Linked DNA regions of Homo sapiens: all the other regions are linked to region 4. A link is a loop called in an ENCODE intact Hi-C map of the cell type or tissue named here. Cell type or tissue: heart left ventricle. All regions are shown on one strand. Each heading gives the region's core, and the rest is flanking DNA. Links, peaks and the distances in the headings are about the cores only.

Evidence for each region. Peaks named below come from ENCODE experiments on the same cell type or tissue, not always from the same donor. Only the 100,000 strongest peaks of a DNase experiment are listed, where the experiment ranks them.
Region 1: a loop joins it to region 4, with 3 times the contacts of the local background. A loop is called at or near these places in 27 of 110 quality-filtered maps.
Region 2: it touches region 4 in a loop (2.8-fold over the local background); 4 of 110 quality-filtered maps call a loop at or near these places.
Region 3: it touches region 4 in a loop (3-fold over the local background); 14 of 110 quality-filtered maps call a loop at or near these places.
Region 5: a loop joins it to region 4, with 3 times the contacts of the local background. A loop is called at or near these places in 6 of 110 quality-filtered maps.

The regions. Positions count from the first base shown.
Region 1 is chr3:194,000,048-194,006,015 of GRCh38, forward strand. LINC02026 (long intergenic non-protein coding RNA 2026) reads right to left here and starts at 3,612. Exons shown (of 3, transcript NR_033944.1): 1 at 3,538-3,612. LINC02028 (long intergenic non-protein coding RNA 2028) reads right to left here. Exons shown (of 3, transcript NR_136179.1): 3 at 5,409-5,607. RefSeq lists a silencer at 3,138-3,307 and an enhancer at 3,671-4,186. In heart left ventricle, for the core only: no CTCF peak of the experiment used is centred there; DNase peaks (open chromatin) are centred at 3,294, 3,364 and 3,744; H3K4me3 peaks cover 1,173 bases; H3K27ac peaks cover 1,476 bases.
Region 2 is chr3:193,979,604-193,985,571 of GRCh38, forward strand. The region is part of intron 1 of LINC02026 (long intergenic non-protein coding RNA 2026); the gene reads right to left. Among named protein-coding and RNA genes, the nearest start is that of LINC02026, 21 kb to the right of the region's middle. RefSeq lists a silencer at 4,837-5,131. In heart left ventricle, for the core only: no CTCF peak of the experiment used is centred there; a DNase peak (open chromatin) is centred at 2,888; H3K27ac peaks cover 665 bases.
Region 3 is chr3:194,067,889-194,073,856 of GRCh38, forward strand. It overlaps LOC102724877, which reads left to right and starts at 2,201. Exons shown (of 6, transcript XR_002959666.2): 1 at 2,201-2,387. LINC02028 (long intergenic non-protein coding RNA 2028) reads right to left here and starts at 3,082. Exons shown (of 3, transcript NR_136179.1): 1 at 2,934-3,082. RefSeq lists a silencer at 3,100-3,279. In heart left ventricle, for the core only: no CTCF peak of the experiment used is centred there; DNase peaks (open chromatin) are centred at 3,053 and 3,433; H3K4me3 peaks cover 1,329 bases; H3K27ac peaks cover 1,482 bases; H3K27me3 peaks cover 1,232 bases.
Region 4 is chr3:194,267,123-194,273,090 of GRCh38, forward strand. No RefSeq gene overlaps it. Among named protein-coding and RNA genes, the nearest start is that of LINC02048, 6.6 kb to the right of the region's middle. RefSeq lists an enhancer at 3,924-4,855. In heart left ventricle, for the core only: a CTCF peak has its summit at 2,859; DNase peaks (open chromatin) are centred at 1,029, 2,669, 3,743 and 4,169; H3K27ac peaks cover 3,425 bases.
Region 5 is chr3:193,778,327-193,784,294 of GRCh38, forward strand. No RefSeq gene overlaps it. Among named protein-coding and RNA genes, the nearest start is that of LINC02038, 63 kb to the right of the region's middle. RefSeq lists silencers at 2,582-2,641, 2,894-3,188. In heart left ventricle, for the core only: CTCF peaks have their summits at 2,631 (motif pointing right) and 2,831; a DNase peak (open chromatin) is centred at 2,645; H3K27me3 peaks cover 1,098 bases.

The sequences.
Region 1 (5,968 bases), core at 1,004-5,003, 270 kb before region 4:
AAGACACAGCCCTGATCCCCTGGGCACTGGCCCTGACGGCTGCCTAGAGTTGATATTATACCCTATGGTGTCAAATGTCTCCTGTGTCATTGGCCCTATGGAATGCCTCACTGAATTCAAGATGGACTATGCAGTGACCTGCCTGGTTCCTGGCCCTCACAGCCCTCTCCCCAATAACTAGGGCAACATGACTTCCGCTTGTTGACTCAATGCTAGACCCAAGCCCCAGGACTAATCCTGTTCCCAGTCTGGAGAGATTTGACGGGCTAGCAGCTTGGGTTACTCTGTCTCAACCCACCTGGTTGCTGGCAGTGTCCTGCTCTTCGTGCTGTCTTGGCAGAGAGTGGTCCAGACCTTGTCTGGTGGAGACACACATCTCCATTTTTAGCTTGCTTGATTGTGAAATTTATCAAGGGGTAAAGAGGAGACAAGAGATACCTATTCGATCACAGCCTTCCCACTCTCCTCCATTTATTCACCAAATGCGGTTACTAAGAACCTTCTATGAGTAGGATACTAAACCAGCCTGGGCAGAAGCAAGTAAGAAGCAAATGAGTATACCAGTGCTCTCCAGGAACTCACAGTCTAGTAATAAACACTAATGGGCTGGGTGCAGTGGCTTATGCCTATAATTCCAGCACTTTGGGGGGTCAACTTGGGAGAATCACTTGAGGCCAGGAGTTCAAGACCAGCCTGGGCAAAAGAGTGAGACCCATCTCTACAGAAATAAATTTATTTTTAAATTAAACTTATTTATTTATGTATGTATGTATTTATTTATTTTGAGACAGGGTCTTGCTCTGTCACTCAGGCTGGAGTACAGTCACAGGCTGGAATGTGATCAGAGTTCACTGCAGCCTTGACCTCCCAGGCTCATGCAATCCTTGCACCTTAACCTCCGTATTAGCTGGGACCACAGACGAGCGCCACCATGCCTGGCTTATTTTTTTTTTTTTTATTTATTTTTTTTTTTGTAGAGATGGGGGTCTTCTTATGTTGCCCAGACTGGTCTCAAACTACTGGGCTCAAGCAAATCTCCTGCCTTGGCCTCCTGAAGTGCCGGTATTAAAGATGGAAGCCACCGTGTCTGGCCAAAAAATTTTTTTAAATTAGCCAGAGGCCAGGTGCAGCGGCTCACGCCTGTAATCCCAACAGTTTGGGAGGCTGAGGAAGGCAGATCACCTGAGGTCAGGAGTTCGAGACCAGCCTGGCCAACATGGTGAAACCCCCTCTCTACTAAAAATACAAAAATTAGCTGGGCATGGTGGCACACGCCTGTAATCCCAGCTACTCTGGAGGCTGAGACAGGAGAATCGCTTGAACCCAGGAGGCGGAGCTTGCAGTGAGCCGAGATGACGCCATTGCACTCCAGACTGGGCTACAGAGCAAGACTCTGTCTCAAAAAAATAAAATAAAATTAGCCAGGCATGGTGGCACACACCTGTAGTCCTAGTTACTTGGCAGGCTGAGGCAGGAGGATTGCTTGAGGCCAGGAGGATGAGGCTGCAGTAAGCCATTATCATGCCACGGCTCTCCAGCCTGGGTGACATTGTGAGACCCTGTCTCTAAAAAATAAATTAAACAAATAAAAAATAAAGACTGATGGAGTCCAACTCAAGAACTTTAATGCAAACAGGCAGGTGTGAGGGAAGAGAGAGGAAAGGATTGCTTTCAATCACCGGCAGCAAGATAAGGAGCAGTCCAGGAAAGTTTTCAGAAGGGGATGACATTGCTATTAAGACTTACGAGCTGAAGGGAATTCAGTAGCTGCAGATAGAGCCTTTCAGATCGAGGAGGTGGCCCGCGAAGGGGATTCCACTGTCACAAAACATAAAGGCTCTGCACTTCCGTTCCCCACTCCTCGGAGAAGGAGGGTAAAACACGAAGGCTCTGCACTTCCGTTCCCCCACTCCTCGGAGAAGGAGGGTGAGAAGAGCTGGGCCCTCAGAACCCAGGACCACATAAGAAGTTTTTTCTGTTTAAGACAGCCTTCTTCTCCACTATTTGTCTGGTAAATACCTCGTCTTCAAGCCCCAGCCTAAGGACGCCTCCTCCGGGAAGCCCACCATGACTTTTCCAGGCAGGGTTAGTTGTCCTGTCTGCTGCACTCCTACTACCCTCTGTTCTAGAGAGTTAGGGAAATTTAGAAGTTAGGCAAACAGGCTCTGCCACCATTCTGCCTGAGTTCAAATCCTTGCTCAGCCACTGCGTTGCTGAGTCATCTGAAGCAAGGCACTCCCCTCTCTGGGCCTCAGTTTTACCATCTGTTAAACGGCGTAACGATGGCACTGTCCTCCTGAAGTCACCGTGAGGATGAAACAAGGCAATGTCCCTAAACCAAGTGCCTGCCGTAGTGTCTGCTCTTGTTACTCATAACCATGGGCTGCTCTTACTGGACGGTGCTTGTGACCGCAAGAACCCTAAGGGCCAGGGCTATTCATCTCTGAATCTCTCTCTGCAGTGTTTAGAGGTGCTGTCCACAAGTCAGGTGTTCAATTTCTATCTTCTGAAGGACTGAACAAAACATGGCTATGAAAAGGGACAAAATGAATCAAGCCTTAATGCAAAGACACAGTAAATGCAGGTGAAATGACGGGAAAGGAGAAAGGAATGTAGGAAAGTAAATGGGGGAGAGGAGACGGTGCACCGCCTTCAGAGGAGAAAAATTCCTATTAAATTCCTGTTCCGCCTGTAATCTCAGCACTTTGGGAGGCCGAGTTGGGTGGATCACCTGAGGTCAGGAGTTCGAGACCAGCCTGACCAACATGGTGAAACCCCATCTCTACTAAAAATACAAAAATTAGCCAGGCCTGGTGGCAGGCGCTTGTAATCCCAGCTACTCGGGAGGCTGACGCTGGAGAATCCCTTGAACCCCGGAGGCGGAGGTTGCAGTGAGCCAAGATCTCACCACTGCACTCCAACCCGGACAACAGAGCGAGACTCTGTCTCAAAAAATAAAAAATTCTCGTTCATCTCTTAACGTGGGGACTTGCCCATTTATATTTGGACGGTATTTTTCTCTGGCTGTCCCACTTCCCGGGGCCTTGGAGCTCCCTCCCCCGCAGGGCGGCTTCTCTCCTCCTCCTCCCTCCTCCCTCCCGCTCCCAGGGGAAGGGCCGCGGCCGCAGCCCTGACCTCGCCTCCCACGCGGGCCAGCAGCCGGCCAGCCCGCGGGCGGGGCAGGAAGGGGGAGCCGAGGCTCCGGGCACCCGAGATCCTTAACTGCAGCTTCCAAAGCCCTGGCTGATCCTAATCAGTGTGGGAAAGGAGCGCCGGGCCCAGCCCGCCGGCCGGAGACGCCGCCTCTTTTCATAAACTTTATCGCCGCGGTGCACAGCCGCTGATAAAGCACCATAAATAAACGAGCGGGCGGGAGTGCGCGGCTGTCTGGAGGCTGCCGGAGCGCACGCCCTGCCTCGGCCCTGCAGCTCCCGGGGGAAATGAATCACACGCCGGGCTGCAAAGAGCAGCATGTTCTCCTCTCCAGACCAAGGCCGTAAATAATAATGCGTTCTTTCCCTACGTGGAGACCCTCACCTTTTGTCTTGTGCATTCCGTAAAAAGCTCAGGAGTTTCCTTCCGGCTGCCTGGCCTCCCCTCCTTGCCCCGGGGGGTTAGGAGTGCTCTGTTCTGACTTAGGCGTTTCCCTAGGGTGGAGCTCCTGGGCCTGGGTTGGGCCTGGGCGTGTGGCTCCGTGATCGTAAGTCCCCTCTGGCTCTTGCACAACAGACCGAGGCTGGAGCAGGGCAGGGAGGCCGCAGTGGGGCCTGGGTTAGGAGGGGGGTGGTTTGACATCTCTAGTGGTAAGTGATGGTGAGCCCGGTTCCCGCCGTGGTGGCCACGGACATGTGTGGTGGATAGCCTGCTGCAGCTGAGTCATCGAGGAACCCTGGGTACAGCTTATTCAGAGGCCAAGGGAGAGTGCATACCCTGATCACAAAGAAAGAAGACTTTGCCCCACTTGATGGCGTGTTCAGCAGGCCGCATGATCCGTGTCCCTTAGCTGTTGAAGTTTTGACTTGGGGGGTGCCCGAAGTTAATCTATGGTACAATTTTGGGGAGTAGAGTTTGAGGATGATTCCATGAACATGAAACAATCTAGAAAGTCAGTGGTGTGTGGAACAGCCCAAAGCAGGCCAGCTCCGCCACAAGGTCCAGTCTCTAACCCAACCCTGCTGCCACTCAGCTCTGTGGCCTCGGGCAGCCACTGCCCTTCTCTGAGCCTCAGTTTCCCCATCCTTCTAATGATCTCTAAAGAGATCTTCCAGCTCTTCTGCTCACTTAGTGAGAAATAACATCCTTGCTATAAATTCTTCCATTTCCGAGGTGTCCCAGCACAGGCCCCTCTGAAGAAACACTGTAATGTCCACTTAGAAGAAACCAGGGCGTGGGCCATTTCTGTAACTGACACCTCGTTAGCGAGATTAGCACTGGAAATTACCTCCTGGGGAGTTTACAGAGGTTCAGGAGCCCTCTAGCCAGAATAAAGTCAGCTTGTGAGGTAAAAAGATTTAAAAATAAAATCCAGTACTTGATTACAGCATTAGGTCAGTGTTTCTCTGCGCCCCAAGGATAAGCTCCATGGTGGCTGGGGTTCTGCTTCCTGTGAGAAGGATTGGCTGGCTTGAAACATCTCATCCCCAAAAGTCAAATGTTTCCTTTAGTGGGAAGCAGGGCCGGGAAGGAAGGAACTTCTGGTTGCAGCTCTAGAGAGTGGAATCTAGGAGTCCTGATAGATTATTTATGGTTCAGCACTCCTAGAGAGTGTGGATTTTGGGAGCTGACTCCTCCAGCCATGGCCAACAAGAGCCGATCACTCATGAAATAGAAATGAACAATGGCAGCCAGGCACCGTGGCTCACGCCTGTAATCCCAGCACTTTGGGAGGCGGAGGCGGGTGGATCACGAGGTCATGAGTTCTAGACCAGCCTGGCTAACATGGTGAAACCATGTCTCTACTAAAAATACAAAAATTAGCTGGGTGTAGTGGCGGGCGCCTATAATCCCAGCTACTCGGGAGGCTGAGGCAGGAGAATTGCTTGAACCGGTGAGGCGGAGGTCGCAATGAGCCGAGACAGTGCCACTGCACTTCAGCCTGGGCGACAGAGTGAGACTCCATCTAAAAAAAAACAAAAATAAAAAATAAAAGACATGAACAAAGGCCTGGTTCTTCTAGTACCCATTTCTGACACCACATGTCCCAGGAAACATGTGGCCCCAGACAGCCTTCATTTCCTGCTCTCCGGACAGAAGGCCACTCAGTCTTGTTTCCTTTATTTGCATAATGTCAAGAAAAATGAGTCACACCAGATTGTCATGTGTTAAGTAATATTGGCAAAGGTTTCCAACTGAGTTTAGAGTTGATTTCTTACCAAGGAACAATCACTCACTCTATTGCTGATTTATTACGATGTGAATGTGATCATTCTCTGAGTCTCAGTTTTCCATCCATGAATCCTTGTGATTTTTAATTTTTCATGTAGGACTGTCACGAGAAGTAAGATTTTTAAATTTCCAGAACAGAAATAGGTAAGGGAAACATCTAAGTGTGACTCCTCCAAAATCACTCTTGCTTCCAATTTTGTCTGCTGTTATGGAGGTCAGCAACTAAGGGAAAAAAAGGAGAAAACACATTAAAAAAAAAAAAGCCTGAATGTAAAAATAATTGGACTAACCTGCCAATTATTTTACAAAGAAGAGAAGCCCTAGTGTAGTGGTCCTGAAACTTTCAGAGTCACAGAGCTTTGTAGAATCTGATGAAAATCACATCCCCCACGCTCCTATGGAGATACAAATATATACTTGTCTTTGCAGGTCATTTCAGGTGTTCAAAGACCCCCTGAAGCCCCACCTAAGGGTCCTGTTAAGAACCTCTGCTCTGGAGAATATTAAAATGTTGAGCCTCTGTTTTCTAAACTGTGAAGAGGATATAGCACTCACTCCCAGCCAGCTTCGTGGAAGAGAAGGA
Region 2 (5,968 bases), core at 887-4,886, 290 kb before region 4:
GCCTGGCCAACATGGTGAAACCCCAACTCTACTAAAAATACAAAAATCAGCTGGGCGTGATGGCAGGCACCTGTAATCCCAGTTACTCAGGAGGCTGAGGCAGGAGAGTTGCTTGAACCCGGGAGGCAGAGGTTGCAGTGAGCCAAGATCGTGCCACTGCACTCCAGCCTGGGAAACAAGAGCAAAACTCCATCTAAAGGGAAAAAAAAAAAAAGAATGATCAAAATGAGTAAAATGTGGAAATGGACCAGGGCTTTACAATCATGTTTGAGAAAAACAATGCTTGTTGGAATGTATCATCCTGTCAACTCATTTCCCAAAAGAACTTGGGAAATTAAAAGAACTAAGACACTTTAAAGGGACCTAAAGCCCACTCCCCTCAATATCCATAATCCACATGAGTCTGTCATGGAGAAGGTGTAAACACTGGGATGGGCAGTTACCTTCAGCTCCAAGAGTAGGGATTTCTAAGAAGGAGTAAATACGTGGAACGGGAAGAGGCAAGGACTGAAGTAAGAAAAAGAAAATCAAGGAGAATGACTGCGTCTAGGAAGTCAGAAGAGGACCAGAAGACTTAGCAATAGTCTTGGTTACTTACTCAGGGCTGCAAGTAACCATGATATCCATGTCAGGAAGGAAGGACCCAGTCCAAGGAAGTACATATGGTCCAAAGAGCTAGGGTACGAAAGTAGGAGGCAGGGAGGCAGCTTGTCTTCAGGATGTAAAGCTGAATAAGCAACCCTGTATGTTTGCAGTTCCCTGGTTAATTTCCAGCCATAAAAAATATGGCCCAAGATTTACAAAAATATCCCTAAAACATTCCACATGCGTCTCAAGGCGGAGGGTAATTGTTATGAACAAATCCACACAAACTCTTGTGCCAAGAGCAACAAGTTGAGGATAAGGAAGGAATAGGAAACATGAAAAAAAGGGCCAGTCAGAAACCAGAATGACAGATGTGGGCTATCCTCCCCTCCCAGCAAAACAAGAGGGCGGGAGGTCCTTACAGCACCTCGAAGGCTTATCGCGGTGGGGAAAGATCCAGCACAACAGTCCTAAAGGGTATTTCCATGGTGGAGGATGCTCTGGCGGTGCAGCTGTGGGAACATCAGGTAGGAATTCACCGTAACCCTGCAGAATCTTCCTTTGACATGGCAGCCTCTGGACCTGGAGGGAGATCATCCAGGCCAACCCCCGTCTGTCCCGGAATCCCCTCCTCACGGGCTCCTTCCTAGCCAGTTTCTGCCTCAGCACTCTCAGGTGTGTTGACGTATAAGAAAGCTCTCTCCCATATTGAGCCAAACTCTTCCCTGGAGAATAGCAGAAGAGCAGGAAGAGTTGGGGGTGGGAAGTGTACCTTTCCCTCGAGACTCCCTCGGGTACCTGAAGTCTAATGTCCCAAGCTAAACATCCCTCAGTCCCTTTACTTTCTGTGACATGAGTTCCAGTCCGCCACTCTCCTGGCCAGTGTCCTGGGGACATGCTCAGGTTGGAACAGAGTGGGGAACTCCTGGGCCAGGCCTCCCTCCCTCCACCACTCTGTAGCTATCAGAAGACTGTTCTGGTGCAACAGCAGCTGTGTCTCCATGCACACACACACACACACACACACACACAAAAGAGTGCTAGACCCTTGCTACAATGTTTAGTCACATGGAAAGCAACTCCTTAGCTACCCCTTATCTGCCCCCCACCAAAAAATTCGTCTGAAAAGTTTGTTTTGTTCCTGACAAAAATCCATGGTGAGGATATCAAAGTCCCTTGTGGCTGCCACTCGGCCAGTGTCACCCTTCCCTCCTTCCTTCCTCTCCACTTTGGTCCTTCCTGTGCTGAGACGGAGCCTTATCAGGGCCTCTACCCCATCTTCAGTTCTGTATACAGTTGTACTGTTCACCTCCCAAGGGTGCCCCTCACCCCTAGTAAGCACGGCCAAAGAAAGAGAGTTCACAAAGCATAGCACGGAACACTGACAGGCGCTGAGTCAGGAAACATTTAGTTCCCACCTAACAAAATGAGATCCCAACCCACCCAGGCTGGAAACGGAGGGAGGCTCTCAGCCTGGTCAAAGGGGCTGAATCCCTGAGCCTCCAACACCTGCTCCTGGGCTCCTCCTTCCTCTTAGAGACCCCTGAGGGCACCTCAGGTCAGGAATCCAGCCACCTCTTTGAAGCAAATCCAATCCCAGCCCTTCAAGGCTGGCCATGGACAGAGTCTCCCCACAGGGGAGCAGCTGGAAGGAGCCAGGGCTGTTAAGACCCAGCTGCATGAAAAAAATGGCTGCTTGCTTCTGTGTAGTGTCTTGAAGTTTACTGACCATTTTTACACTGATCATCTCATTTGGTTCTCGGCATAATCCAGTGATATGGATAGGACTGGAGTAATGTTAATTTTCCAGATGAGGAAGTTGAGGCCTGGAGAGGAGAAAACATGAATTCCACAAATTTGTATAACAAATCAGAGAAAGAGTTTATTTTAGAACCAAAGTCTCTAATCTCTTTCTATCAGTATTGACACACTAACAGCCTTAAAATGCACCCACCTTAAATACTTTATGCATTCAGCAAGAGCCCAGTGAAGGGCCCCAAAAGTTGAGACTCAAAGCAAGCAGCCCCTGTCCTGCACTTCAGCCCTGAACTCACGATGGCACAGTGGCGTCCTCTGAGTACAGACATCTGTATGAGCCCAGAGGAGCACGTGGCCACACACTGGGGCAATGCAGGTCCCGCCGATGCAGGAGGAACATTCCCACGGATGACCACAGTCTGCACCAGGCTGTTGCTCTGGGAGATGAGAGAATCAGCAAGCAAAGAGCTGCCGGCCCTGCCCAGTCTCTCAGGGGCAACAGCCTAGGCCCGAAGCTGGCAAGCGCCCACCGCTTGGGTGTGACTCGGCTGGGTGCCCAGTCCTGCAGCCCGTCCAGGTCTCAATTCCTGGTAACACCCTAGTGCTTCACCCTCTTGCATATGGAAGAAGAGTCATCAGTCTGGCTGCAGCCCAACCTCAGCAGCTGATTGGAACGGGAGCAGAAGTCTTCACTAGACTAACCCTTTTTCCACTAGCTTATTCAAACTTGAGCTTTAAAGCTATTATTTCAAAGGACTGGACATCAGCCTCATAAAATATGCCTCTTTTCTAAACAAGCACATTTTGTCATCCACAACAGGAACACATTTAGCACCCTTCTAACTAACAACCTGCAAAGAAATTCCTGATGTCATTCAGTGTTTACCAGGGATTTCCTACATGCCGTCACACAAACATTCACCGACGGGCTCACCACGGGCAAGACACTGTGCAAAGTGGGATGTAAAGATACTAGGGAGAGGATTTGGCTTGCTCAGTTCAAATCCCAGTTCTTGTATTTAATAGCGGTATGACCTTGGGCAAGTTACTCAACTTCTCTGTGCCTCAGTTCTCGTATATGCAAAATGGTGATACTAGGGCCTAGCTCACAGAGTTACAAGAATTCAATAAGATAGTCACATCTAAAAGCGCTTTAAACAGTGCTCTAAATGCAGAAAGCCCTTGAAAAATGCTAGCTATTATTAAAGGTATATTTTTACTTATTCCTTTCAATATCCCAATGAAATGGGAACTGTTACTATCCCCACTTCACAGATGAGAAAATCGGTTCAAGGCATTCAACAAGTTTGTCAATGTCATAATGCTAGTAAGAGGCAAACTCAAGACCCTAAACAAGGTTTGTCTGAATTCCATGCTCTTATTCACTGTACTGAACAATGCTACAATCAACTTTTCCCCCAGAAAACGAAACACACACACACACACACACACACACACACACACACGCTTGCATGTGGGCACCACAAAAGCTCAAATATAAATTTGGAAGCTTCCTGGTCCCTGAAACCCCTCCACCCCACCCCCTGTAGAGCCTATGAGAGATAGGTCAAGAAAGTTTGCTTCAAGAATTTTCTTTCCCCACCCTCCCCCAAGTTTTTAATTATGAGTAATTTCAAGCATTAAAGAGAGTCAAAAGAATAGAACAATGAACATCCATATAACTTCCACCTAGACTTAACAATTCTTCACACTTTTGTGATCATAGGCTTCTCTATTTATATTTCTGCTAAAACATTTGAAAATTGTAGACACCGTAACATCAATCATAGCATCACCCTTCTCTGTGATTGTTTGTTAGAGTAAAACGAGTCTTGGTAATAGATTCTATCGAATTACTGTTAATATTCTTGGGTGTAATTTGCTTGTTATTATGACAAAGATCTTTATTCTTAGGAGCACATGATAATAAGGTTAAGGATCTCCAGGTAAGATCAGCCTTCATTATCCAGGTGGGCTCTAAATCCAGTGCTAAATATCTGCTAAGAGACACACAAAGAGACATTCAAAGAGAAGGAAAACACCCTGTGAAGAAGGAGGCAGCTATTGAGGTGACGCAGTCATAAGCCAAGGGATGCCTGGGGCTGCCAGAAGCTGGAACCAACAGAAGGCTTCTCCTCCAGAGCCTTCAGAGGGAATGTGGCCCTGCCAACACCTTGAGTTCAGATTTCTGGTCTCCAGAACTGAAAGCAAATACATTTTTGTTGTTTTAAGTCACCAAGTTTATAGTAATTTGTGGCAGCAGCACAGTCCTAGAGAACTAATATCCCCTAGTCACGGGGTCCCTGATACACTGTTGGAGCAAAGCGTGTGTGCTGAATTGAAAAACTGAAACAGCTGAGAGTGGCTTTATGCCTTTTTCATATCCCACAGCCAGGGAAGCACCTCCAAAGGCCACTGGACTCTGGCTAACAAATATGACACCAGAATAGGTGTCAACTGAACAATTTGTTCCTTTTAATCAGGTGTTTTAACCCCACTCTGTATTCATTGTTCTGCCCTCCTTAATTTTACTGTAAGTGACTGAATTGACTTTTGATGTATTGCCAGCACACAATAAATTATGAGCCTCTCTCTTTAAGGTTGGAGAGGGGAGGAACTCTACTTCCCTGTTCAGTTATTTCAGGCAAGGGTGGGAGCAGGTTTTCTGTGCCAGCAGCATCCTGATTATGATTCAGGATGTGTGGCCGAAGGCAAACAGTTCCTCTTCAAATTCAATCAAATAGGAAGGAGCAAAGGCCCAAACAAGAAAAGCCTGGTTCTCTTTGTGTGCACAGCCAAGGGGTCCTGGGAAGCTCGTGAGGGATGACACCCTATCTCGGCAAGACTGAGCATAGAGCGGTATTCAAGAAATTCTGCACATATTCGAAACGGGCTTCCAATCCTGGCCTTACAGAACCACATTTTGGACAATACGAAATCCACTGCAGGGGAAGTTATTTGAAGGCTAAAGGGGCAGAGGTTAACTAGAATTAACGTGTCTACTTTTTAGTCTCTTCTCCCTAAGAAGAAAAAATATTCTATATGCAACTTCTATGCTGTTGATTGTGTCTCCAAGGGGCCCAAGTGACTACTTCCACTTGTACATACATGGTGCAACTCGAAACAGGGATTTTTCACTCAGTAAGCCATGACCCATTAATGGATTGAGAAATCAATTTAGCAAGAGGGCCAGCAATTTGGCTTAAATGAATGGAAGAGGAGAGGAAATCTTTGAGTACATCTTGCATAGTAAAAGGGTAAATATCGTACCACGAAATTCTCCTTCAGTCTTATACAGATGCTCCTCAACTTACGATGGGTTCATCCAGACGTAACCTAAGGACCATACTGAATGCATATCACTTTCGCGCCATTTTAAAGTTGAAACATCACATATGGAACCACTGTGAGTTGGGGACTATCTATATGTGTTTGGGTCACTGGTTTGTAATAGAAAAGATACTCCTCACTGTGAGTCATGATCCAAAAAAGTAAGAAAGCCACTGACTTAAAAGAATAGATTCCACCAAACCAGAAAGCACTCTGTCCCCTCAGCCAAGCCCATGTTCCTGAGAGCACTGTTTGCAGTTACAATAGGGCACTCAGTTAACAGGGACAATTCACC
Region 3 (5,968 bases), core at 1,158-5,157, 200 kb before region 4:
CTGGACAAATGGAATCACATCAAGTTAAAAAGCTTCTGCACAGCAAAGGAGCAAATCAAGACTGCAATGAGATATCATCTCACCCCAGTTAAATTGGCTTTTATCCAAAAGTCAGGCAATAACAAATGTTGGAGAGGATGTGGAGAACAGGGAACCTTCGTACACTGTTTGTAGGAATGTAAATTCGTACAACCACTATGGAGAACAGTTTGGAGGTTCCTCAAAGAGCTAAAAATAGAGCTATTATATGATTCAGCAATCTCACTCTTAGGTATATACCCAAAAGAAAGGAAATGAGTCTATCAAAGAGACATCTGCACACCCATGTTTACTGCAGCACTAGTTACAATAGCCAAGCTTTGGAGGCAACCTAAGAGTCCATCATGGCTAAATGGATAAACAAAATATGGGACATATATGCAACCGAATACTATTCAGCCATGAAAAAGAATGAGATCCCGTCATTTCCAACAACATGAATGGAACTGGAGGACATTATGTTAAGTGAAATAAGCCAGGCACAGAAAGACAAACTTCACATTCTCACTTATTTGTGGGAGCTAAAATTTAAAATAATTGAACTCATGGAGATAGAAAATAGAAGGATGGTTATTAGAGGCTGGGAAGGGTAATGAGGGGGTTGATAGGAGAGTGGGGATGGTTCATGGGTACGAAAAATAGGAAGAATGAATAATACCTAGTATATGTGAGCATAACAGGGTGACTATAGTAAATATATATATATATATATATATATATATATATATATATATATAATTATTTTTTTTTTGAGACGGAGGTTTGCTCTTGTTGCCCAGGCTGATCTCGGCTCACTGCAGCCTCTGCCTCCCGGGTTCAAGAAATTCTCCTGCCTCAGCCTCTGGAGTGGCTAGGATTACAGGCATGCGCCAACACGCCCGGTTAATTCTGTATTTTTAGTAGAGACAGGGTTTCTCCATGTTGGTCAAGCTGGTCTCGAACTCCCGACCTCAGGTGATTCGCCCACCTCGGCCTCCTAAAGTGCTGGGATTACACGGCTGAGCCACCAAGCCCAGCCTCGTAAAAATAATTGAATCATACACTTAAAAATAACTGAAAGAGTATAATTGGATTGTTTGTAACACAAAGGCTAAATGCTTGATGTGACGGATACTCCATTCACCCTGATGTGGTCATTATGCATTGCATGCCTGTATCAAAATACCTTATGTACCCCATAAATATGTACCACCTACTATGTACCCCCAAAAATTAAAAATTAAAATAAATTTAAAATTTTTTTTAAAGGATGTATTCCTCCACTCCCAAACCGCCTTCAGCAACTACTTCCAGGCACATCAAGTAAAAACTCAGCATTCAAAACCCTTCGAACACACCCAGCATTCAGAGTCCTCCATACTCTGGCCATACCCCCAAGCTTCTCTTACCTATTTCCCACGAGCACATGCTTTTTGTACCGGCCATAGCCAGCCCCTTGCTGCTGGCTCACCCTTGCCTCTGAAGCTGTGCCATACTGTTCCCTTCACCAGGCACGCCCTCCATGCTCCTATCTAAGCATTCCCTCCTTGAGTCTCTCTAGACTGAGTCACATCCTTTCCCCACTGCTATGGACTGAACTGTATCCCCCAAAAGCCATAGGTTGAAGCCCTAGCTCCCCGTGTGACTGTATTTGGAGACCTGGCCTTTATAGAAGTAATTAAGGTTAACTGAGATCATAAGGGTGGGGCCCTAATCTGATAGGATTGGTGTCTTCATAAGAACAGACTTGCTCTCTCTCTGTGGTCACATGACGACACAGTGAGCAGACAGCCTTCTGCAAGCCAGGAAGAGCACCCTCACTAACAACCTAATTCGCCATCATCTTGATCTTGGATCTCCCAGCCTCCAGAGCCAGGAGAAAATAAATGACTATTGTTTAAGCCACCAGTCTATGGTATTTTAGCAATCATTCATACACACACACAGCATCTGCTTTGTGCCAGCCACTATACAAGTCACTTTAGACGCAGTATCAGTTGATCTCCATTTTACAGATGAGAAAACCGAAGCTTAGATTAAGCAACTTGCCCAAGGTCACACATCTGGTGAGATTCCTAGCCAGTGGTAAATTGCATAACATTCAGCCAACAAACAGAGCAGCTGCCATAAGCAGAGTTCTCAAATAATCATTTGTGTGGAAATCAAAAAGGAGGGCAACACAGTCTCTGCCCTCAGGAAACTCCGGAAGGGAGGAGAGGACAGGTAGGCCATGAGTTACAGGGGGCCACAAACGTCATAAACAGGCGTTTGTCAAAGGCCGCCGGAGAACCGGGAAGCAATGATTGGGCAAATCTGGGAAGACTTCCACAGAGGAGGTGGCAAGCCGGAACAAGGCACACAAATGCCAGGTGCTCGTAGAGGGCTGGATACAATGGGGGCTTCACTACCAGGCCTGTCAGGTGGGGCACCCCCAGAAAATCAGGCTGAGGTGACGGACTGGGACGTCTCGCAGCATGAGGCTGAGTTTAGGCAAAGCTGTCGGGGTCCCAGGACCCATGATTTCCCCCCACCCCCGTCTGCCCCATTCCCAACTTCTCTATGGGGCAGGAACTCGACGAGGGGCACCATGCTGCAGAGAAAGGGCGCCATGCCTTTGGGGCTGGGGCTCGGCAGAAGGTCCTCTGAGCGTGGATTCCAACAGGAGCTCTGCCGCCACCCAGCAGGGTGACCTTGAATACGTCTGCCCGCATGGCTGGGCTTCAAAGACCTTGCCTGGGTGATGTGTGAGCACATGTGATTCCCGCTCACACCAGGCTCTAGGCTACCGTGCAGGCGGGAGCGCGTGGGGTGGTGCAGATCCCTTGCCTCGCCCCGGTGGGGGAGGCTGTTTCTGATTTGGGGGAGCAGGCAGCGTGGGGCCTCCCGTTCAGAGCTCTCTCACCACTGGGCCTGACCTCAGGGCGCCTGGCTGGGGCCAGGAAGGCGTTCGCGTCAGACAACCCCAGCGGGGAAGCCCCCCTCTCCCGCGGGCCAAACCGCAGCTTCTTGCAGCCACTCGCCCCGGCCGGTTTCGGGAGGAGGGCGGCGCTCCGAAGGCGGCCGCGCGCAACGGGGCCTCGGTCTGTGGACCAGCGTCCCCTGAGAAGCAGAAGGGGTGTGAAGGGCAGGAAAGGGGCCGTGCCGGGCTGTCCCTCCCGCCGCCTGCTCCGCGGGTGGCGCCCGGGGCCGGGTGGCAGCGGGGTGTGGGCGGGGAGACGCGGCGGGCGCGGGGGCGGCCGGGCAGGCGGCGCGCGCTCGGAAGTGCCCCCGGGCGGCCTCCGCGGCAGGCGGCTCCTGTTTCCCGGCTCCCGCCCGGGCGGGCGCGGGGCAGCTGCTGGGAGGTGAGCGGAGCAGCGTTTTCCCACAGTCTGGGGCGGTGACACATGGCGCTCACACATTCCACAGCCGGCGGCCGCGCCAGGCCTGGCTGCGAGTCAAGGCAGCGCCGGGAGCTGCCGACGAGCAGGTTCCGACTTTGGCACCCGCCGCGCCGCCTTCCCGCCTTCCCCACGCCCGGCGGGGGCGGAGGGGGACGCAGAGGGGCCCGCGCCGGCGGCTTAACCCTTGGACGTCTAGACACAACTTTGATCAGCAGTTTATTGAATCTCAGTGTGTGTCTCACCCAGGTGCTGAATAAATGTCGAATGCATGAATGAATTACTGAATGAATGAACGAATGAACGAACAAATGAATGGACGCGCGCACACATGCTGTAGGGAGCCCTTCTTGGCTCGCTCACGTAACGCACCTATGCAACAACTGGCCAATACGCTTTCCAAAGCTCCTGACTCCCACTCCGTACATTCTTTGGTGGTGTTTCTTTGAGACAGAGTCTCTCTGTCGCCCAGGCTGGAGTGCAGTGGCGTGATCACTGCAACCTCTGCCTCCCAGGTTCAAGCGATTCTCGTGCCAGGCTCCCACCACCACGCCCGGCTAATTTTTGTATTTTTAGTAGAGACGGGGTTTCGCCATGTTGGCCAAGCTGGGCTAGAACTCCTGACCCTGTCAGGTGATTCGCCTACCTCAGCCTCCCAAAGTGCTGGGATTACAGGCATGAGTCACCGCGCCCAGCCACTCTGTACATTCTTGAAAGGCCCCTGAAGTAAGGGGGGGATGTTGGCACCCCCAGTTTACAAGGAGGAAAGCGACTAGGAGAAGTAGCTTGCTAGGGGTGGCTTTGCACTTCTAGATTCAGATAGGAACCGCCAAAGAGATGGGGAATGGGGAAGCGGGGACATCCCCGTCATCTCCCCTCCCACCATTGGACATGGTAGGCCGGGCGGGAGTCAAGGCAGTGCTTATGCCTCGACTCCAGCCCAGAGCCTGGTGTGAGTGAGCATCACCTGTGGTCAGAGATCAGCCATTTGCCTCTGAGTCGGTGATGAGGGCGTTTGCCAATCTCTGGCGGGACTCCTTCCCACAACTCTCTGTTTACTGATGAGCAGTGGAAACCTTGATCAAAGACTATTCTGGCAACCATTTGACAGAAACAAAAACAATTTGAAAACTGCTTTAAAAAAAAATAGAACTTCCGATTCTGGGGTGGAGATCTGTTCCTATGAGATGGCACCATTCCTGTATTCTGCTTCCCTTGGGCCTCTGTGTGACTCCTCTGGACCTCCAGCTCCCTTACTGCATCTAACTGCCCAGGGTAGAGACTACACTGAAACAGGGACCCTTCACTCCAAATCCCACAAACCGAGGAACCGGCAAATCATCCCACAAAGAAGCTGCCCAGACCCCAGGGCGCAGGAAGGGCTCTGGAAACACTGTGATGTTTCCAGAACTGCCTTACATACATTGCCTTTCATTCTCACAACACCCTAATGAGAGGGGTGGTATTATTGCCCTGGCTTATAGCTAAAAGTACTGACATTTAAAGAGGTGAAATCACTTGCCTAAGGTCACAGAGCTATAAATGTACTTGACCCCATGTTTGCCTAACCACCAACCAGTGCTTTGTCAACCAGGTCTCAAAGTTTAGATGTAATTCAGATTACATTCCGCATACACACCCTCTCCTCTCACCTCCTCATAGCACATGCACACATGCAGACCTGCCCGACCTTTACCTTCTCCAAGTATTAAGAGAATCTCACTTGATCCTCAATGGCTCTGACTTTGGTAGAACCTGGTAGAACTTTTCAAACTCACTTTTGGTCTGTGAAGTAAACTACCTCCACCCTCTGACTCCATAATCAATATGTTCTCCAATCATTACAACATAATCAAAAGACAAAGATGTCAGCCCTGGAGATTCATGACCAGCTGGCCACATTCAAGGTAACTCAGTTGATTAGCATTCACTGTGAACCTACTATTGCCAGGCACCTAACGTGCGTGCTGATGGAGATGAGAGAGGGGACTAGGAAAACAGAAGGACCCAGAGGAGGTAAAAAGGAGAAAACAATCCAGAAGACCCATACGCCCCACTTGGGGCTCCCAATCACTCAGATTGGAAAGATTCATAAAGACACAATTAGATCGTAGGCTGCTAAGAGATGTATAAACTAAGTGGCAGTATACAGGTGAGAATGCACCTGGAGGAAGGGTTGTCTAAACAGGTGACATTTATGTTGAGTCTTTATCTTAATTCATGTTGTGCTCTTATAACAGAACACCCCAGACTTGGCATCTATCTATTTATCTATTTTATTTATTTATTTATACATAAAATCTTTCAGAAAAAATATTTACTTATTTTTAATGACAGATTCTAATTGTGCTGCCCAGGCTGGAGTGCAGTGGCCATTCACAAGCACAGTCATAGCTCACCACAGCCTCAAACTCCTGAGCCTGGAACCACAGGCATGCAACACCATGCCCTGCTTTAGATAATTTTTTTTTTTTGAGATGGAGTCACTCTGTTGCCCAGGCTGGAGTGGAGTGCAATGGTGCGATCTTGGCTCACTGCAATATCCACTTCCTGGGTTCAAGCGATTCTCCTGC
Region 4 (5,968 bases), core at 690-4,689:
AAATGTTTGGACGTTACCACAAATTGCAATCACCCATAGAGGATTTGGGAATATCTCCAGAGGCAAGTTGACTTTTCAGGGGCTAGTCCTCTGGATCGCCCCGTTGGAGGGATGCGACATTTTTTTTCCCCCTGGGACTTTTTTCTTTTTCTTTTCTTTTTTTTTTTTTTTTTTTTTTTTTTTTTTTTTTTTTTTGAGACTGGAGTGTCACTCTGTTGCCTAGACTGGAGTGAAGTGGTGAAATTTTGGCTCACTGCAACCTCCACCCTCGGGTTCAAGCAATTCTCCTGCCTCAGGTCTTTTGTGAAGGTCTGACTAGCTGACGACTAGGTAGCTCCTGTGCTTGTTTGGCCTCAGATCCACGCCCTGCCCTCCCTCTGCTCTCTTTCGTCACAGGGGACCCACCCCTGCAAGCTACATTTGCCAAGGTCCCCATCTCCCACTGCCAGGAGACTGTGAGGAGGAAGAGGGAGGAAGCTGTCTCCCTTTATCTGACTGCTCCTCCTCTGGGGTCCCAGCTCCTGCCAGGGAATCTCGCCCACGGTTTTAGCTCTCACTGGGTTCTGAAAACACCACCTCCTCTCTCTGTCCGCAGCCCAGGAATGGTGGCGTCTCCCTGTCCTGTGCTCTCTAGGTCACCTTTCCCCATGTTTGCACTTTCATCTTTCAGTACCTTTCCAAGCAGTTCCCCTCTATTAAGGTCTCCAGAACGAATTATGTTTTCTACCTGGACTCTGCCTGTCTCCGTGTCACAGTGAACTTGTTGAGGCCCAGCCCAGAGAGGGTTAAAATGACAGAAGTATGGGACAGTTCAATCTCAACACCGCATTGACGGTCAGAGAGGCAGGGCCAGGAAGGAGGTTCCAGGAAGGAAGATCAGGTCTGTGTTGGCCTGTGCGTGCGGAGGCCGCCCAAGTGCAGCCTTGGCTCTGTGTGGGGACCAGGGGGCCTGGAGCCGGCCCCAGCTGTCCTCCCACAGGCCCCTTTCTTCTCACGCTCAGCTGCACGAGGCCCCACCAGGCCTGGCCTCCTCCGACGCTATGACGCAGTGTCGGTGCCTCTCACGTCCATGGGCCAGACCGTGTGACTCAGCCTCTCAGGGCTCTGCGCGGGCCAAGCTTCCAGGTCCACGTCACCTCCATCAAGGCAGGAGAGGAGGGCCAGGTCCGCATCACCTCCATCAAGGCAGGAGAGGAGGGCCAGGTCCGCGTCACCTCCATCAAGGCAGGAGAGGAGGGCCAGGTCCGCGTCACCTCCATCAAGGCAGGAGAGGAGGGGCTTCCTCAGCGACCTCAGCAAAGGAAGCAGGTGTCTTTGCTCTCCACTCCCAAACCCAGGCCATGTGGGATGCAGGAGAGAGAGCCACAGACTCTGCCTTCTCCTCTCCCACCCACCCCTAAGGCCTCTCACTCCCTCAGGCTGATGGGTTCTGACTGAGACTTTTTTCTCTCTCCTTTTTTTTTTTTTTTTTTTTAGATGGGAGTCTTGCTCTGTTGCCCAGGCTGGAGTGCAGTGGTGTGATCTCGGCTCACTGCAACCTCCAACCCCCAGGTTCAAGGGATCTCTTGCCTCAGCCTCCCGAGTAGCTGGGATTACAAGCATGTGCCACCGTGACCAGCTGATTTTTGTATTTTTAGTAGAGATGGGGTTTCGCCATGTTGGCCAGGCTGATCTCGAACTCCTGACCTCAGGTGATCCACCCACCTCGGCCTTCCACCGCACCCAGCCCTGACTGGGACTGTTAACAGCTTTACCCAAACAGGGACCGAAGGAGAGGCTGACAGTGTTATTCAGGAGCACAGATGCACCAGGTAAGAGGGAGGAAAGCTGCACCTTGGCTTCTGCTACGTGCCAGCCACTGAGCTAAGTTCTGGCATGCATTTCATGTCCTTTCATCAGTCTATAATGGGAGAGAGTCAGTCCCCTAAAAATGCAGCAGGCCCCATTCAGTACATCTTCACTGGCTACTATGCATTCTGCAGGGTTGAGTAAACTATGGGTCCTGCCTTCCAGGAAAGTTAAGGACATAAAGTTTGGAATCACCCAAACCTGCCTGGGTGTGAATCCAGACTCCTACAATTAGTGTTTACGTGACCTTGGGCAAGTGATTCTTGTCCCCCGAGCCTCAGTTTTCTCATCTATGAAATGGGCATCATCATAATCTCATCTCATTGAGTTCTTGAAAGATTCTCTGTTTTCTCATCTATGAAATGGGCATAATGTTCTCATCTCATTGAGTTCTTGAAAGATTTGTGTAAGTAACAAGCTTAGCATGGTGCCGGGCACAAAGTGAACACTCTTCAACAAGTCTGGGCTGTTTCTTGTTGAATTAATGAGTCTAGGATACACGTTCAGTCCTAAGGTAGCACCTGGGAGTAGGAAAGCATTTGGGAAGGCCGCCCCACTACTTCCGTCAACCCTGAGAAGCCTTCTGATCCTCACATAGGATAAAACGCAGCTCTTCCTTTCTCATGTTGGAAATCTCCAGTGACCTGACCTTGGAGGCATCCCACACGCCCTCAGTCCCCCGGCGGGCCCTGCCACCACCCCTCAGCGTTGCCGGATGTGCGGCTGAGGTCCAAGGTTTGGAGAGTTTCCGGGACTGGCCGGGTCACCCTGCGGCTCGGCCGTGTCTGGCAGCCCCACCCTTCCTGGCAGCCAGGCCCTCTGAAATTCCGCCAGCACCGGGGGACGAAGAAGGTCTTGCTAGGATGGGGGAGGGCGGGAAGACGGGGAGCACGAGCCGGCTTTGCCCTCCCATCCAGCCACGCGGAGAATCCATCCCTGGCGGTGCCGACTGCTCCTGCTAGTGGGGAAGGAAGCTCCTCCCGGCACCAGGACCGAGCGCCTCCACCAGGCCTGCTAGAGGATCACACCTCCATCTCACCATAGAGCCCCCCACAGCCGAAAAAGCCCTCCCACATCCAGTTCCCCCAGACACTTGGTGGCTTTTCAGGAGACACGGTTCTAACACCCATTTCACAGAGAAGAGCACTGAGTCCGTCTCTGGCCGTGAGGCTATGGCAGGGCTGGGACTGGAAGCAGGGCCTTTCATTTGACTTCTTGTAGGTTTCTTCCGGGGCACCACTTTGTTTTTGTTTTTGTTTTTGTTTTTTGTTTTGTTTTGTTGAGATGGAGCTTCACTCTTGTGGCCCAGGCTGGAGTGCAGTGGTGCCATCTCGGCTCACTGCAAGCTCCACCTCCGGGGTTCAAGCGATTCTCCTGCCTCAGACTCCCGAGTAGCTGGGATTACAGGCGCCCGCCACCACGCCCGGCTCTTTTTTTTTTTTTTGTATTTTTAGTGAGACGGGGTTTCACTATGTTAGCCAGGGTGGTGTCGAGCTCCTGACATCAGATGATCCACCCACCTCGGCCTCCCAAAGTGCTGGGATTACAGGTGTGAGCCACCGTGCCGTGCCCAGGGCACCACTTTGAAAACTGGCATAGAGGAAGAAATGGCCACCTTCTCACCCATTGCCCACCCCTTTCCGCCTCCACCCCTCACACAAGCCTGACACCACCTTGACAAGAGGACTGCTTCATTTCATTGCCCTGGGTCGCTAGAGCCTAGTGCCCCAGGGTGTGTTGACTGGCTCGCTCCTTTCCTGCCGGATCATCCTGCTTCTTCAAGCTCCACCCATCTCAGGATCAGCCTTCCCTTCCAACCGCAGGCCTGACCCCACTGCTCTACAGGAGGAAAAGGCGCTCTGCGCTTTGTGGCCGGATCCGGGGTTCAGCAAGTCTCATCCTGGAGCTACCTCCATCAGAGTCAAGCTGTGCAGAGGCCCGGGGCAGCTCAGATGCTTGGGTGGGGGTGGCGAGGCACGGCTCCTGCCCTGTCAACAGAACCCGCAGAGGTCTTCAGGCTGCCCCCTTGAGAGCAGACTCTGTCACCCCTGCCCTGGCAAAGACCAATTGGAGAGAAGCCATTTTGGAGCCAGTCACTCATTAAGGAGGGGGAGGTGACCCTTGCCCTGCCTTCTTCCCTGAAAACAAAGTCCTTCCTTTGAGCTCTCCAGAGGCTGGCCTCCTGCACTGAATGCAGCCACAAGCAGCCCCCAGGGAGCCCCAGGTCCTGGGGACAGGCCCCAGAGGCCTGGCTTGGAGACCCTGGCTTGGAGGCTCTCCCAGGCCTTGGAGCCTGCTCTCTTCCCTGGGATAGAGGGGAGGGCCTGCCACCCGCCACCCGCCTCCTGGATCCTGTCATGGGACAGAGCTGGGCCTGAGCTCAAGGACAGAACAGGCAGACAGTGATCTGTGTTTTCTGGGAAGACAGCCAGTCCTCGTGCCCTCAGGCTTCCGGGCACTGAGGAGTATGGCCGAGCAGTCACCCGCCGCCCTGGCTCAGCCCCCTCCAGGCCCAGGCTGGGTGGGCACACCCCGTCCCTGGTATCCAGGCCAGAGAGCTGCAGCAGGAGGGGCCATCACGCTGCTCTCTCTCCCTCGCCTGTGGCTTCATAAACTAAACAGTACAGCATCAAGGGGAGCGGGCATGCAGGCTGAGCTCTGAGCCGTGCCAGCCTGTGCCCCAGGACACACAGAGGCATCGTTTGGTGGGTGCACCCTGAGCATGTCTCATCCTTTCCCCCTCAACGAGGCTGAGCTGCTCAAGGGCATGGGAAAAGCACTAATTTGGCCTCAAAACAGCATTGGGTTCCAGTTCCTGGGCAGTGCTGCCATCCACCCGTGGGACCATGGCGAGTCATTTCATCCCCTGAGCCTGTTTTTTCAGCTGCGCCGTGGGGCAGTAACCTCCGCTGTGCCCCTTCCTAGTTGCTCAGTCTTATGGTGTCAGGCAGCTGTGAGAGTACCGAAGCCATGATACTCCCACGAGAACTTCTCCCTACTTTTTTTTTTTTCTTTTTTTTGAGACGGAGTCTCACTTTGTCTCCCAGGCTGGAGTGCAATGGTGTGATCTTGGCTCACTGCAACCTCCCCCTCCCAAGTTCAAATGATTCTCCTGCCTCAGCCTCCCGAGTAGCTAGGATTACAGGCACCCGCCACCATGCCCGGCTAATTTTTTGTATTTTTGTAGAGACAGGGTTTCAACATGTTGGCCAGGCTGGTCTCGAACTCCTAACCTCAGGTATCTGCCCGCCTCGGCCTCCTAAAGTGCTGGGATTACAGGCATGAGCCACCACGCCCAGCCTCTCCCTACTAGGGTTTCATAAAATCTTATTGACCTGGTTTCATAATTCAATTTCACATATGAGGAGAAATGAAGGCCAGGGAGGGTGTAAGTCACTGGCCCGCAGATTGGAGCTGTCCTCAGGCATCCCTGGAGGCCCAACGAGCAGCCCGGCCAGGCCCGTTGTGGTTGACAGAGTTGGTGTCTGCCCACCCGAGGGCAGGACAAGTGGATGACCCCGAGCAGAGCCCCAGTAGGGAGCTGTAGGGGGCCTGGAGCTCACCTCTCATTCTCTTACTTAATGGAGAGAACTGCCCACCGCTCAGAGGAAGCGAGGCACTCTCCTGTCCCGCTCTCCCTGTGGGCTACTCAGAGCAAACCGAGGGAACCATGTTTCTAGGAAAGTAAATGGAGCTTGGATAGAATGGGGAAGGGGGTCAAAACCAGGTGCAGGAGAACCGTGTCAGGTGGTTCAACCCTGATGGTGAGAACTATCTTCCAATAGCCAAGGGCAGTCCTACAAGAAGGGATTGGACTCTATCTGACCCCAAAGGGTCTGATGAGGGCCCTAGAGCAAACGTCTATGGAGGGCAGATTTTGACTGCTATAGGAACTTTCCAACAGAGGACGGACTGATCCTTGGCCGGCACACCTCCGGTCACTAGAAGTGTCCGTGCTAGATTGGACACACATGGTTGTGGGGAGGTGATTCTGGAAAGGAGATCACGAGTTAAGGATATCAGAGGATCCTCCCACTTCCTGGAGATTCCAGGCTTCTCTGTTCACCGCGGGCTGTGAGGTTATCCCTGGTATTAATTAGCAAGTGCTGCCTAAGAGGGT
Region 5 (5,968 bases), core at 632-4,631, 490 kb before region 4:
AAATATTAAAATTATTTAAAAGAAACAAAATTTTGTTCTTAAATATGTGTATTCTTTTCACATCTCATTTTTCAGATACATGAAATGGCAGCTACGAAACATCTTAAAAGGTCAGAAAATAAATGAATTGTTGGCTAGAGGTCAGCCAACAATAAAAAATTTGGATGATCAAAACTGCTTGACATATATACAATGCTAGGTGAGTTAATTTTATTAAGGCTGAAGAGAAAAAAATGTATAAAGGTTTTCAAATGAAGAACCTGGCCTGACTGGCATGTGTCCTTATTATGATCCCAGCGTGTCCATCTTGCAGAGGGCTTAAAGATGATCCACATCAGCTCCCACATTACACAGACAGGTAAGGCACTTGCTCCAGGTCTGGGAGCTGTTTACAGCAAAGCCAGGACTAGAACCCTGTGTCCAGCTCTAGCTCCCATCTCAGGGCCAAAGCTACAAGGACACCCGCCCTCTCCGTGTGACCATGGAGGATGCCGGGGCTGAGATTTCCTTCCTGGAGCGCTCCAGGTATGCATTCTGACGGCTCACGTTACTTTCTTCTCAGTGGCGGTCCTTGGCTCTAGAATGTGATCTCCTTGGAGATAGACATGGCACTAGGCGTGCGGATCCTGTCTGGAGTGGGCAGAGCTTCTTCTAGAATACCAGGGCTTCCTGCCACATTCTCTTCACTGCACGGCAGTTTGTCTGTGTTCTCTGAAGTACTCTTCTGGGTTAATTTGCCCTAAGGGAGGAGAGCAGAGATTGGAAAAGTCAAAATATTAGATTACGTGAATATCGCTTATAAATTACTTGGAAATTCAATTCTACCACTATCCCCTGAGAATGTCCTCATTGCTGGGAACTGTCCTCACTGCTGGATCTTTGGGAGGAAGGAGGGTGATGAAAGGAAAGAGGAAGATGCTGTAGACACTGCCGCTGCACTCCAGGGTCTCAGAATCTGAGTGGGGGAATAGTCAATGGGAAGAAGGAGCTGTAAAATAAGGCAGCCTAGAAGAATGTGAAAAGGTACAAGCCGAATACAACACCAGCAGACTCAACAGGGATTGTTTAGTTTGGAGGGAGGAGGTCCCTAAAGGCTTCCAGGAAAGGATGGCATTTGAGATAGGTCTTTGGGAAATGGGATCTCAACATTTAGAGACAGAGAAAGGAGCATTTGAGGTTGAGGGAGCTGTGAGTGACAGTATGGTCAATGCAGATGCAGAACGGCCTTGGGGGTGGAACTAGAAACAGGTAAGGGGCCAGTGTGGCCGGAACTCAGTGCACATAGGAAAATATGAAGAGAAGGTGTTGGAGGGATGTGGGGTCATGGTTTGAGGTGCTTGAAGAACCCATAAAAGTATCTGGACTTATCCTATATGAAAAAAGGAGGTGTTGCCTGCAGGATTTTGAGGTGAGCTGTGCTTTAGGAATTTTTTTTTTTTCACATTGGAGGGGAAAAGACTAGAGTCAGAAGCAGTCATTTTAGAGAGAAGAAATAATCGTGATGACAGGAAGATCCCAGGTCCCCTGCTTCCAGCTGGCGAGGAGAGAAACCAAGCTCTTTGGTTCTTCTTAGACTTTGTGGCTGCTCTTACAACTTGCTGAGAGAAACTTCTGAGCTGGTGTTTCAGCAGCTTTAGTTAGAAGCCAGGAAATGTAACTAGTGATGTTGGTGGCCCCTCTGCGATGGGTGGAAGGCTGGCGTCCTCCCCACTACCATGCAGGAGAAATTGTGCTCCCACGCTAACAGCTGGGACCCCAGTGTGGTCCTGAGTCGGCGACTGTAAAGCTACATTTTCCAACTAAGGGATGCCTCAGGAAATAATAAATCTCTCAGGATTTATGGGCCAGGAAATTCTTTCAGGAGAGAAAATAGAGAAGAGGTAAAGCAGAGATGGGGCAAGGCAGGAGAGCAGCTGCCCAGGACCCTCCTGGCACAAATATTGGGCTTGGTGAGTTGCGGAATTGCCCATCAGAACTCATGGCTGAGAAGGACTTGAAGGATAATCTAATAGGATCTCTTTTGCTTTCCCCTTCATTGAACTCATGCTTCCTTCTCTGCAAAGTAAGAAGGTTGAACTCAATGACCTCCAGGGTCTTTGCCTCCAGGTTATTTGATGCTTGTGGTGAAGCCAGTCTTCTCACTAAGGGCTCTGGTTATGCCACATGCCTCATTTTCCCCAGCTGAAAATGCAATCAACCGAGTCACCTATCACCCATGTTTGGGCTGAGGATTAACGATGGGAGGACATCTGGAGACTTCCCTCGGAGGGATACAGCTGGGTCTGATTACCTCTTATTTACTGTCTTTTTACTCTGGAGACGGCCCACATACTCACCCTAAGGAACAATGACAGAAGCATGCAGACCATCCCAACACACCCTCCAAAACACCCCCAGCCCAGCAGCCAGTCGCCATGCATAAAATGCATAAATCCACAAACGCAGACTCGGGCACACACATAGGCACACGCACACACGTCCTCTTTCTTCGCCTTTTCTGCCTGGTGTCTGTCAAACAGTGCATCCCCTTCATTCTCAGAGATCTGAGACCGGCCTTGTTCTGGAGTTGGTGAATTCCAGCACACCCCCTGCCTTCATTCCAAGCTGGAGCTCCGGGTGCCGTCAGCAGATGGCGCCCGGAGCTCTCAAACGACTGGGTGAATGCCTCGGGCCTGAACTTCTGGCCTCCCCACTCCCACCCTTGGAATGGGATAATTTGGGAGTCATCTGTGGGAGGGCTGCCAAGGCCTTAAATTTACTACTTGGAGCTGGGATAATTTTCCCCAGACGGGGCATGGAGGGGGAGAGAGGAGGAAGGAAGCGGGGTGGGGGCTGCAGACCTGGTCAGGGCCACGACAGCTCCAGCTCTGCCAGCCAAAGAAGGCCTCACTGAGAGGCCCCATCCAAAGGGGTGTCTGAAACAAGGGCAGGTCACACCCTGGAGGGGGAAATGCTTTCACTGCTATGAAAACCCAGGAGAACAGAAGGATTTACAGACAAAAAATAAAGCCAACAAGAGCTTCCAAATCATGTCTATCCCTCCCACTTCCAATCTCTGACTCATCTTCTAAGCCCAGTTTCAACCTCACCTACTGTGTGAAGCTGTCCCTGACCCACACACCTCCTGTCAGCATTAACCATTCATTTCCTTTTAACTTTTTATTCTGGAATTTTCCAAGCATATACAAAAATAGAGAATATGATATAACAAACTCTCTTATACCCACGCCCAGCTTTAATAATGACAATTATCAATGTTTTGCCAAATTGTTCATCTATTCTCCAACCTTTTTTCTGGAATGTTTTAAATCAAACCCCAGACATCATATCATCTCACCCCAAAACACTTAAGATGTTTTTCCCTAGCGTTACTTATTTATTTATTTATTTTGAGATAGAGTCTTGCTCTGCCGCCCAGGCTGGAGTACAGTGGTGTGAACTTGGCTCACAGCAACCTCCACCTCCCAGATTCAAGTGATTCTCCTGTCTCAGCCTCCTGAGTAGCTGGGATTACAGGCTCCCGCCACCCTGCCTAGTTAATTTTTGTATTTTTAGTAGAGACAGGGTTTCTCCATGTTTGCCAGGCTGGTCTCGAACTCCTGACCTCAGGTGATCCGCCTGCTTTGGACTTTCAAAGTGCTGGGATTACAGGCATGAGCCACCGGGCCTGGCTTTCCCTAGAGTATTTTAAAACAACCTAGACATCTGCATGCATCTCTGACTGAGAAGGACTGCTTTCCCTTTAACATAACCACTTGCCATTATTATATCTAACATTTACAATCATTCTTTATGGCACTTAGCTCCCTGTGGCATTTGTCATGGTTCGTTTGGTGTGAGAGTTACACCGAACATAAGTGTGTATCCCCTCTATTTGACTGTAGTTGCGTTTGGAGCATGGATCAGACCTCACTTATTCTGGAGTTCTCAAGGACTCCCAACAGCACCTGCTCAGAAGCCCTGGAAAGTCAGAGCACAATTAAGGACATTCGCTCTAAGAAGACACTCTCACGGTTATCGCTGGAACCCAGGGTCCCTCCAATTGGAAATGTGAAGTCAAAGGAGGAAATTGCTCTTAGGCTGAGTCACAAGACTCGTGTCCTTTTCTCCTGAGGTAGATAAGAGACACACACACAGGCAGATACACACCTCATGCCTCCAGGAGCCGCAGAGGCAGAGAATGCAAAAAATGTGGTGGTGCCAGCCGCAGCGAGGTCTGGAAATGCCTTCTTAATTGAGCCTTTCTGGGAGCTGCACAGGCTGGCTGGAGGAGGGACAGGAATGGAGAGGCGAGTGAGGTGGAAGGGGCCACGAAGGGCCATGTCTGAGATGGGGCCCAGGGGTCTTTGATCCTACTTCGTTTGTCATGAGTTTAGAGACCCAGAAAAAAGAGCCTTGAGTTTCTTCCAATAAAGCACTGTTACCTGAAAAATGCCCATCAGAACAGAATTGCTCCACCTTTGAATGGTTCTGTCTATAGGAAAGTCTTTTCTAATAGGAGCCCAAGTCTCTTTTCCTGCAGCTTTCACACACTGGGGCCACTCTGAACAAATTTAGTGGTTTGACAGGAATGATTAGGGGTGGGGATGGGACTCAGAAACCTCTGCAGGGTGCCTAGTAAGTGCTAGACATCTTGCATGCATTAAGTCGTAAACCAGAAAACTCCAGAGAGACCTTTGCTGTGGATATTACTGTCCCATGTTGCGGATGAGGAAAGGGGCTCTGGGAAGTCTGCAGGTTGCCCAGGACACAGGTCCACCCAGCTCTCATCTAGCCTGTCTTCTGGTTTCCCTTCAGATGGCTGGAAACACGGCTCCTGGCTCCTCGAGCCCTCTGGTCTCCCGGCTTCAGACCTCCCTTACAGCACATACTTTCCCAGCCCATCATGACCAGCTTCTGGGGTTCCCTCTGTTTGGTCTGCAACCCTCTTCAGTGAGATCCCAGACAGGGACATAAGCATTCTTGTTGCTTTGCTGGGAAAGCACGATATGCCAGCCAGCAACCGATGTACATCATCATTTGCTTGAAGAAATAACATGAGCTTGTGACTCCTGGCCACACTCTGGGTAGCAGGAGGAGCACAGTCTGAGGTCAAAGGATGTCACAACTCTCAGCCAGGCTGGCTGAGACAGGTTCTAAAACAACCCTTTCCAACCTACTGCTCTCCTACTCCCAGGACCTGGAGCCACTGACCCTGCCATGGAACAGGTTGCATGATGTTTTACATCAAATTGTATTGATTCTTTGGTGAATAGGTAATACGTTCTCATGGTTTAAAGTTTAAAATGGTACCAACGATATAAAGTAGAAATCCTCCCTCCTACTCCTTCCTCCCATCACCCATCTTCCACTTCTAGGAACAATGTTTCCAGCTTCTGGTGCATTCCTTCAGATGTAGTCATCATGGATACAATGCAAATAAGTAGGTATATGTGTATCCCTATTCCTTTTTCCTTTTTAAATACAAAATCAGTGTATTATACTGTTTACCACTGCCCTCACCTTTAAAAAGTTTTTTAGATTTTTTGTAGAGATTGGATCTTGAGATGTTGCCCAGGCTATCTTGAATTCCTGGCCTTAAGCGATCTTTCACCTCGGCTTCCCGAAGTGCTGGGATTATAGTTGTGAGCCACTTGAACTCCCTCCTTTTATTCACTTAGCACGTATACCTGCAAGTTTGTGACTTGAAGGGGTTTAAATTTACCCTCTTCTGCACCAGTGGTCCGAATGTGAACCCTACACTGTGAACCCAAGACAAAACACAATGCAGGCTGGGCATGGTGGCTCACACCTGTAATACCAGCACTTTGGGAGGCTGAGACACACAGAGAGCTTGAACCCGGGGGTTCAAGACAAGCCTGGGCAATACAGTGAGACCTTATCTCTACAAAGAAACAAAAAAACAAAAAAACAGACCTAGTACTGTGTGCTTGCAGTCCCAGCTACTCAGGAGATTGAGATGGGAGGA